Regions from separate parts of the Homo sapiens genome. Here region 2 is linked to region 1. Evidence: chromatin loops called from intact Hi-C (ENCODE). Cell type or tissue: endothelial cell of umbilical vein. All regions are shown on one strand. Links, peaks and the distances in the headings refer to the core of each region. The heading gives the core; the rest is flanking DNA.

Region 1 (4,384 bases), core at 287-4,286:
GAGGGCTAACCTTTGGCAGTGTGCATGGGCTAGACTTTCCTAGTAGGATTAATACTATGAGAACAAAAGTTCTGCAAGGACAAGGACTGTCCATTCCATTTTTTTTTCTTTTTCCTTTTTGTTTTTTGAGACGGAATCCAGTTCTGTTGCCCAGGCTAGAGTGCAGTGGCACGACCTTGGCTCACTGCAACCTCCACCTCCCGGGTTCAAGTGATTCTCATGCCTCAGCCTCCTGAGTAGCTGAAATTACAGGCACCCGCCACCATGCCCGGCTAATTTTTGTGTTTTAGTAGAGGCAGGGTTTTGCCATGTTGGCCAGGCTGGTCTCGAACTCCTGACCTCAAGTGATCCCCTCCCCCCCACCTCGACCTCCCAAAGTGCTGAGATTACCACGCCCGGCCTTGTCCATTCCATTTTGTAGTCCCATGTCCAGCTCAGGTCTTAGCACGCAGTAGGAGCTTTCATCTAACGCAGAGCCTGGAGTTTAAGTAGTGATAACAGCCAATATTTACTGAGGTACCAGGTAATGTTCTCAGTGATTTCCTTGTATTAATTCATGCAGTCCTCATGGTTACCCCATGAAGTAGGCACTTACTAGGTAGGCACCATGTTATGAAGATGCACGGAAAGATTGAGTAATTTTCAGTGGCAATAAAGGTGGTAGGTCCCAACCCAAGAAGTCCAGCTCCAGAGCCTGGGCCCTGAACTACTGTACTCTCCTGCCCTGTCACACACTTTACAGCAGAGGTGGGGAACTGTGGTCTGGGGGCCAGATCCAGAGCTAAGAATGTGTTACAATTTTATACAGTTAGTTTTAAAAAGAAAAAGGGAAAGAAGAGGAATATGTAACAGAGATCACATGTGGCCCACAAAGCCTAAAATATTTACTCTCTGGCCCCTTACAGAAAAAGTTTGCTGACTTCTGCCCTAGAGGAGATGATAAAAAGGGCTTTTGGACCTGCTCCTTTTTTCAGGCTTGCCTTGGTGGGTGTGGTAGGCAGACTAAGTTCCAAAGGTGAGACTGGCAAGCTGTGGTTAAGACTTTACTTTCTCTGGGACACGGGGGGCTGAGCCGTCCTTGTTTTCTTTCCTTCTCCAGGCAGAGGACATGAATGTCAAGTTGGAGGGGGAGCCTTCCGTGCGGAAACCAAAGCAGCGGCCCAGGCCCGAGCCCCTCATCATCCCCACCAAGGCGGGCACTTTCATCGCCCCTCCCGTCTACTCCAACATCACCCCATACCAGAGCCACCTGCGCTCTCCCGTGCGCCTAGCTGACCACCCCTCTGAGCGGAGCTTTGAGCTACCTCCCTACACGCCGCCCCCCATCCTCAGCCCTGTGCGGGAAGGCTCTGGCCTCTACTTCAATGCCATCATATCAACCAGCACCATCCCTGCCCCTCCTCCCATCACGCCTAAGAGTGCCCATCGCACGCTGCTCCGGACTAGTGAGTGACCTCCCTCCGCGACCCTGGCAGGAGCGGGGCTGGGGCACTGGGCAGGGAGGCATCTCAGCCTGTGGGGCTGCTGGGGATTGGGCTGGAACACTCTGGGAGAAGGAGCTCTGCTCTGTCTTCTCTGAGATTGAGAAGGAGGTTGTCCTGGTTCAACAAGGAGGGGTGGGGGGCCCGCCCAGCTGCTTGGATTCAAATCTCAATTCTACCATTTACTATTACATCCACTTTTGCAAGTCACTTCAACTCCCTGGGCCTCAGTTTTTTCAGTATTAAGATGGGGATATTAGTATTACTTGGTTGATGATGAAACTGCCAATATTCAACTATTTTTGGATTCACAAATAGTAGTTTCCTTTGGTTCAACCTAATAGCCACTTCCTAGGCTCAGGTGCATTAGCACACATAAAGCTGGAACATCATGCCCAGGCCATCCTGTTTGCTCATAGTCCTTTGTGGCAGATCTAGTCTCTGGGGCTCTCGAACAGTCTTTTTGGCCAAAAGCAGACATTCTGGAAATATTGGGCTGGCTTGGGGTGATGTACTGCTGAAAAATGTTGCCCACTCCATAAAGAGATCCATTTCCTCTGCAAAATGGGATAATCCAATCCCTTAGGGTGGTAGAGAGGATTAAGTGGAAGTAGCTAGCTTATAGATGCCTTTGGCCAATTAACCTTTGACTGTGACCTCACCCATGGTGTAGCTCTCTGGTGCCCCCTGGTGTCTGTGGATGCAAAATGTTTGCCCTAGGCTGGCCAGCCTTCTGTACTGCTTCCTGGGGAGGCTTCTCCCTGGCTAGGCTGTGTAGGAAGAGGAAGTCATTGTAGAGATCAGACTGGCAGCCAGCGAGAGGTCAGTCTGTCCACGAGTATCTACCGAACACTCGGGCGTAAGGCCTTGTACTGGGTCCTGTGAGGGCTCCAAGAATGTACAGGACACCATGGTCTGTTCTATAGAGAATGCAAGGTCATTAGGGAGTTGACATGAAAGCCTTGGAGTTGAAAAAACAGAGGTTCCCGGTAGTGTGGGATCTGCAGCCAGTGAGCAAAGCCCCAGCAGCTAGCCTGGGATGGTGAGGACTGTATTCAAGAGGGGTGGGGCCAGAGCTGAGCCGCAGCGATGGAGGAGGGCGGGGGGCAGGGAGGACACACCAGGCGGAGGAAATGACTGGTGCAAAGGCCTGTAGATGGGACCGTGCAGGGAGAGTGAGGGGTTGGGAGGTAAGCAGTCAGCTAGGATGCAGGTCCAGGCACATGGGTGGTGGGAGGTACAAATGGAAGCGGAACCGCCTTGAACCCTGAGGGGAGGGTTGCAGGTTTTATCTCACATTGCAGGAGGGAGTCAGTAAAGAGCAAAGATTTTTTTTTTTTTTTTTTTTTAAGCAAAGGAGTGTTTTGATCATGTGGGGCCTTAAGAAGACCAACTTGGGCCTGGGCACGGTGACTCACACCTGTAATTCCAGCTACTTGGGAGGCTGAGGGAGGAGAATTGCTTGAACTTGGAGGTTCAACTCCTTGAGCCGAGATCGCACCACTGCACTCCAGCCTGGGCGGAGACAGAGTGAGACTTTGTCTCAAAAAGCAACAACAACAACAACAAAAACAAAAAAAAAACTAGCTTGGGAGAAACTGAGGCAGAAAATCCAAAGAGGAAGTGAGACGATAACTATAAAACAGCGATCCCCTTCACCACCTCCCTAGTGTGCTCAAAGTTTCAGTCTCTTTACTAGAAAACCACAGCTTTATGTTGGAGTTAGTGTTGGAGCTTCTGGGGGCAAGGATATGGCTTTGGTAGTAGAAGCAGTAATAATAATCTTTATCGAGTGCCAGGCTCTGTGCATTATTTTATCCAGTTCTCACATTAACCGTAGGAGACAGGTAGTGATAGCCCCTTTTGGTGAGTGTGAAAACTGAGGCACCCAAATATTTAGTGAAGGGCCTGCGTTTTCGTAGGTGACAGGCTGCAGAGCCAGGACTCAGGTGCCTGTGTTCCCTGCGTGAGCTCTGTGTGTCACCACTGTGACTCTTGCACATACAGGGCAGCCACTAGGATTGGGGGTGCTTTGCTGAAAGGGGGGTGCTATTTATCAACCTGCTCTTTGTCCCATAGACAGTGCTGAAGTAACCCCGCCTGTCCTCTCTGTGATGGGGGAGGCCACCCCAGTGAGCATCGAGCCGTAAGTGCAGCCCTGCCCCTGGCCGAGGGGTGTGGGTGGCCACACTGGTGCAGTGTGTGCAGGTGGGCCCTGGGAGCAACAGGAGGGTTCCGTGGGGCCTGCAGAGGGCTGAGAGGGCCTCCTTGAGCTTCTGTATGTGGCCCTGGGCTTTGCTGTCCCCGCCCTGCCTCTGTGTGGAAGTTGCAGGGAAGGGCAAGGACCGGCTCAGCTTGAACTTATCTCTAGGAGAGTTGAAAGGGGGGTCCAGAGGCTCTTTCCCATCTGTAAACCTGCAGCTGCTTCTCCCCTCTCCAGCCTCTGGACCTTGCCTTTCTGGTGGTGCCAGGTCAGGCTGTCCTCCCAAGCCCCTAGAAGCCAGACTCCCTACACCTAGCTGAGGCCTTGCTCTGCCGGCTCCCCCTCATCTTCTTCCCACCCTGAGGGATCATCAAGTTCTCCGTCCCCGCAAGGTGAGGCCTCACTTCCTGCCCTTTTCACTCCTCTAGACGGATCAACGTGGGCTCCCGGTTCCAGGCAGAAATCCCCTTGATGAGGGACCGTGCCCTGGCAGCTGCAGATCCCCACAAGGCTGACTTGGTGTGGCAGCCATGGGAGGACCTAGAGAGCAGCCGGGAGAAGCAGAGGCAAGGTGAGGAGGGGCCTGGGGGCAGCAAGTGAGGGCAGGCACATGGGTGGGCCAGGCCTCACCCTGCCCAGCCCCGCCCTGAACGTGGTTTCCTCCCCTCCCTCCTCATGCTCCTGTGGATCCAGTGGAAGA
Region 2 (4,384 bases), core at 286-4,285, 62 kb before region 1:
TCTTCAGGCCTCGCTGCTCTGGTAGGCAAACTTGCGGTCCATTCTTTCACAAAGCCGAACCTCTCCCTCCAACACTGGTTCCTCCCCCTTGCAACCTGATGCTCATGCTCATTTCTCCCTCTGTTCTCAGTGGTACAGACCCCTGACCTCCTCTGAGCTTGCTGTAAGGTCACCTTGCCCAATCAGGGCCGTCCCACACACAGCAGGCTGCTGGCTCCCAACATGATATCCATGCCATGCAAGAATCAGGGGGACTCAGGAGAGCTCAGCCTCACAGCTTCTCTCTGCCTGCTCAGGTTTTCTCACTGCCAGGTTCACTTTGGCATGGCTGCCCTGGTTGAGCATAAAACAGCCTTGGATACAAGTTCCTCCCAGAGTCTCTAGTGGGGAGCTGGGTGAGAGCCCCCTCTGTGTACGGAGTACCACTTATTAAGTAGTGCATCTGTCTAGACCCCATCCAAGACCTGGAGAAGAGGAACAAGCATGAGACCCTTCTGACCCTCTTCTCTCTCCTTACCCTTCCCACCCCCCAGCAGGCCAGAAAGGGAGTGAGGCTTTCTCTATCTTAGGTTCTCTCTATCTATCTTAGGGCTTTCTTTGTCTCTACATTAGAGTTGGCCTTGCTGTTCTGGTGGAAACGGCCTCTGCTCTGCTAAGAGAAGACTCCAGGAGCTAGTCATTCAGGCATGGCCTTTGCTTTACTAAGGAGGGAGAATCTGGAAGGATTTGGAAAATCTCTTAAATCATAGCTAACCCCTTCAGCTATACAGTGGGACACCAACACCCTGATGCCTGGCCTATCAAAGGCGTTCAGTGTGTGGTAGTTATTTATCACTTTATCTCTCTCTCTCTTGTTTTTTTTTTCCTTGAGATGTAGTCTTGCTCTTGTCACCCAGGCTGGAGTGCAATGGCGCGACCTCAGCTCACTGAAACCTCTGCCTCCCGGGTTCAAGCAATTCTCCTGCCTCAGCCTCCTGAACAGCTGGGATTATAGGCATGTGCCAATACGGCCAGCTAATTTTTGTATTTTTAGTAGAGACAGGGTTTCACCATGTTGGCCAGGCTGGTCTCCAACTCCTGACCTCAGGTGATCCACCCGCCTCGGCCTCCCAAAGTGTTGGGATTACAGGCGTGAGCCATCGCACCTGGCCTTATTTATCACTCTCTAAACCGAGAACTTTCACACTTCTTTGTCTGAATGTAGGAAATTTGTTTTACATTCTGACACTGCACGAATGTACATATATAGTACCTAACTGAAACAAATGCTACACAAAACAATACTTATTATTACTTGATGCAATACATCCAGTTAATTTTTAATATATTCTCTTTTTGTAAAAAGAAACACCCTGGTGGTGACCCATAACCCCTCTCCTCAGACTTACTTTCCCCCTTCTCTGAGATCTCATAGTGCTCTCTGCAAAGCTCAACTCAAATACTTCTCATACTGCATTGCAATGTATGTCATTCTCTCCCACTAGGGACTTTGTCCTTTTCATCTCTGCATCCCTAGCATACACAGTAATAGACACCCAGTGAGCATTAACTGAAGGAGTGAGTGGAAAACGCCTGTCTGGGCCGGGCGCAGTGGTCACGCCTGTAATCCCAGCACTTTGGGAGGCTGAGGTGGGCAGATCACCTGAGGTCAGGGGTTCAAGACCAGCCTGACCAACATGGTGAAACCCCGTCTCTACTAAAAATACAAAAATTAGCTGGGCGTAGTGGTGGGCACCTGCAATCCCAGTTACTGGGAAGTACCCAGATACTTCCCAGGCTGAGGAAGGAGAATTGCTTGAACTCAGGAGGCAGATGTTCCAGTGAGCTGAGATCATGCCATTGCACTCCAGCCTGGGCGACAGAGACTCCATCTCAAAAAAAAATAAAAAAAATAAAAAAATAAGACAATGCTTGTCTGTGTGCTCAACACAAAAGAAAAGGATGGTATTTCCCTCTATGGTGGCACACGATGCCTAGCGTGGTGTTGGAGAGCTCAGACCTTGGTGGTGAGCAACCTGGGCTCAGGGAGGAGTATATACACCTCCTGCAGAGAAGACTTAAATGCATAAAGAATTAGGACCAGCGACTTTAACCATTTCCCCCTCCTTGGTTTTTTTCCCTGAAACGATGTGCTTGCATCCCCATGCTAGAATGCCTTTCTGTCCTTCGCAGTAAATTAATTATATAAAACTGACTGTGCAGACTCAAAATTTGGGGCATTTGGCATTCTTGCAAAGCCAGACTCTAGGAAACATGCCCATTGCTGAACACATTGGATGTGGTTTAGGTAGCAAAGCAAATGACCTAACAAGGAATATATGTGCTGAGCCTAGTTCCTGTTAAATTAATAGATTCACGTTCTGGCACATCCACAACCTCACAAGTCATAGCAACCGGATGACGGCATGGCAACACAGCAGCTGCGGCCACTGCACATGAGAAAAATCAGAGCCTAGTGTCTCTGGAGGGAAAACAGAAACGGCCTCTACAATTGCTGGCTTGTACTGGATTGACTGAAGGGAGGGAGCCGTGGGGGCAATCACAAGTAGATTCCTGCCCTGGTCAGGGATGGAGTATGACATCTCTCCTGCTTCCTGAAACTTTGTTTTATATTTTAAAAGTAAATAATTTGTTCCAGCCAGAGAGGAAATGATGCTGAGAGAAAGACACCATCACGTGGACAGAATGTTCTCCCTCGCCCTGGCAGCAGTGTGGAGGTAATCCTTATCAGAGATAGTCCACGACTTGCTCTTCAACAGCAGGACCACAAGCCTTTCTTCCTAGTTTTTTGACCCTCCACCCCAACCAAAATCGCCTACCCCTTCTGGCTGCCAGGGTTGAAGGCCCTTCTTGCCAACTCTCCTTCTAGGACAAAGCCCTGACTCCACAGCCACTGTTTGGGCCAAGCCCTCAGGGATCAGGGTAAATGCCTGGAGGAGGAGGAAGAGGATGCCTGGACAGATGTCAATTCTGGTGACACAAAGACATCTGTATGTGCTGTCAGGTAGGTGACACCCAATACCAGGGCTGCCTGGGACCAAGCAGGAGTCCACACCCCCGACCTAGTTTAAATTCAAGAATGACCCTCGCTCTGCAAAAGGACTGAGAGCTCGGCCTTCTGTTCTTGGGGTTTGTGTTATGCTTAGATCTGGCTCTGGCCCCTGCTTTCCTTTCCATGTTCTATCAGGAAGGCTGTGCAGGGTTGTCACTGGGTCCCCAATGATTCTCTACTGGTCTCTGTTATTTGTGGCCATGTAATGAATTCCTCAAAACACAGCAGCTTAAGACAACATTTATTATCTTATAGTTTCTGTGGGTCAGGAATCCAGGCAGCTTAGCTGGGTGCCTCTGCCTGAAGGGCCCGAGGGAGGCCCTTCAGCTGTTGGCTGGGGTTGAAGGTCTTATCTGAAGTCTTGATTAACATGGGGGGAAGGAGAGGCATCCCTTTCCAAGCTCCCTCAAACGGTGGTTGGCAGGCCTAGCTCCCTTTCTACCAGGCTGCCTTAGGACGTGGCAGTTGGCTTCCCCCACAGTGAGTGTTCCCAGAGAGTGAAAGGCATAGAGAGGACCCAGTATGGAAGCCGCATTTTTTTTTTTTATAACCTAGTCTCAGAAGTAAGATCACATCACTGGCCATATTCTATTTGTCAGAACTCAGTCAATGGATTCAGCTTACACTTAAGGAGGGAGGATTATACAAGGGTATGAATACCTGGAGGCAGAGATCATTGGCAGGGGGCGCATCTTAGAGGCTGTCTACCACATCCTCCACTTGGTGCCCTGGTACTCCAGCAACTGCCACCTTACATAGAGAAAAAAGCAATGTATGTGTAAGTGTCAGGCCTTCACACATTTACACTGTCTGCTAATTACTCCTGGGCATGCAGAAATACTGAATATTCATGAAATTGTGACTGAAAATTTGGAATTGCATATGGAACAAAAAAAATATTCAGCTCTTGTTTTAGCAAATATGGAGTATCACATGATTGCCTTTAGAAGCCTGGCTAACATATTCTCTCATTGGTTGCCTTAAGCAGAATGCACTAAGGAATTACTTCTATTTATTCCAAAATTGAAATGGGCAATCCCTTCACCATCTCCCCACAATAGCGTGATGTAAGAAGAATTTCAGGGAACTTTAATTATTGAGTCTAATGATGCAGTTATTTCTCAAAGCAGTATTATTTTTCTTGCATTGCACATTTTGTATTTATAATGTGCCATTAATGTCTTAGTAAAAATCAGAACTAGGGCGTAGCAGCTGCAACGTGGAGGATTTCATGTTGCTAGGAGAGCTTCGATCTTCATACGCCTATCTTTGGGTGAGTCTGTGGCTTTCCATGAGAGATTAACACAGACCTGGGGATCATTTCCCAAATGT

The links. Peaks named below come from ENCODE experiments on the same cell type or tissue, not always from the same donor. Only the 100,000 strongest peaks of a DNase experiment are listed, where the experiment ranks them.
Region 2: it touches region 1 in a loop (4-fold over the local background); 36 of 110 quality-filtered maps call a loop at or near these places.

Annotation. Positions count from the first base shown.
Region 1 is chr14:73,726,701-73,731,084 of GRCh38, reverse strand. MIDEAS (mitotic deacetylase associated SANT domain protein) reads left to right here. Exons shown (of 13, transcript NM_001367710.1): 4 at 1,100-1,445; 5 at 3,561-3,627; 6 at 4,113-4,255; 7 at 4,378-4,384. Among named protein-coding and RNA genes, the nearest start is that of PNMA1, 15 kb to the right of the region's middle. RefSeq lists a silencer at 2,048-2,117. In endothelial cell of umbilical vein, for the core only: a CTCF peak has its summit at 2,159 (motif pointing left); a DNase peak (open chromatin) is centred at 2,184; H3K27ac peaks cover 1,880 bases.
Region 2 is chr14:73,788,445-73,792,828 of GRCh38, reverse strand. It overlaps MIDEAS-AS1 (MIDEAS antisense RNA 1), which reads right to left. Exons shown (of 3, transcript NR_109995.1): 2 at 3,713-3,802. It also overlaps a transcript of MIDEAS not described here. Among named protein-coding and RNA genes, the nearest start is that of MIDEAS-AS1, 3.3 kb to the right of the region's middle. In endothelial cell of umbilical vein, for the core only: no CTCF peak of the experiment used is centred there; a DNase peak (open chromatin) is centred at 2,498; H3K27ac peaks cover 2,889 bases.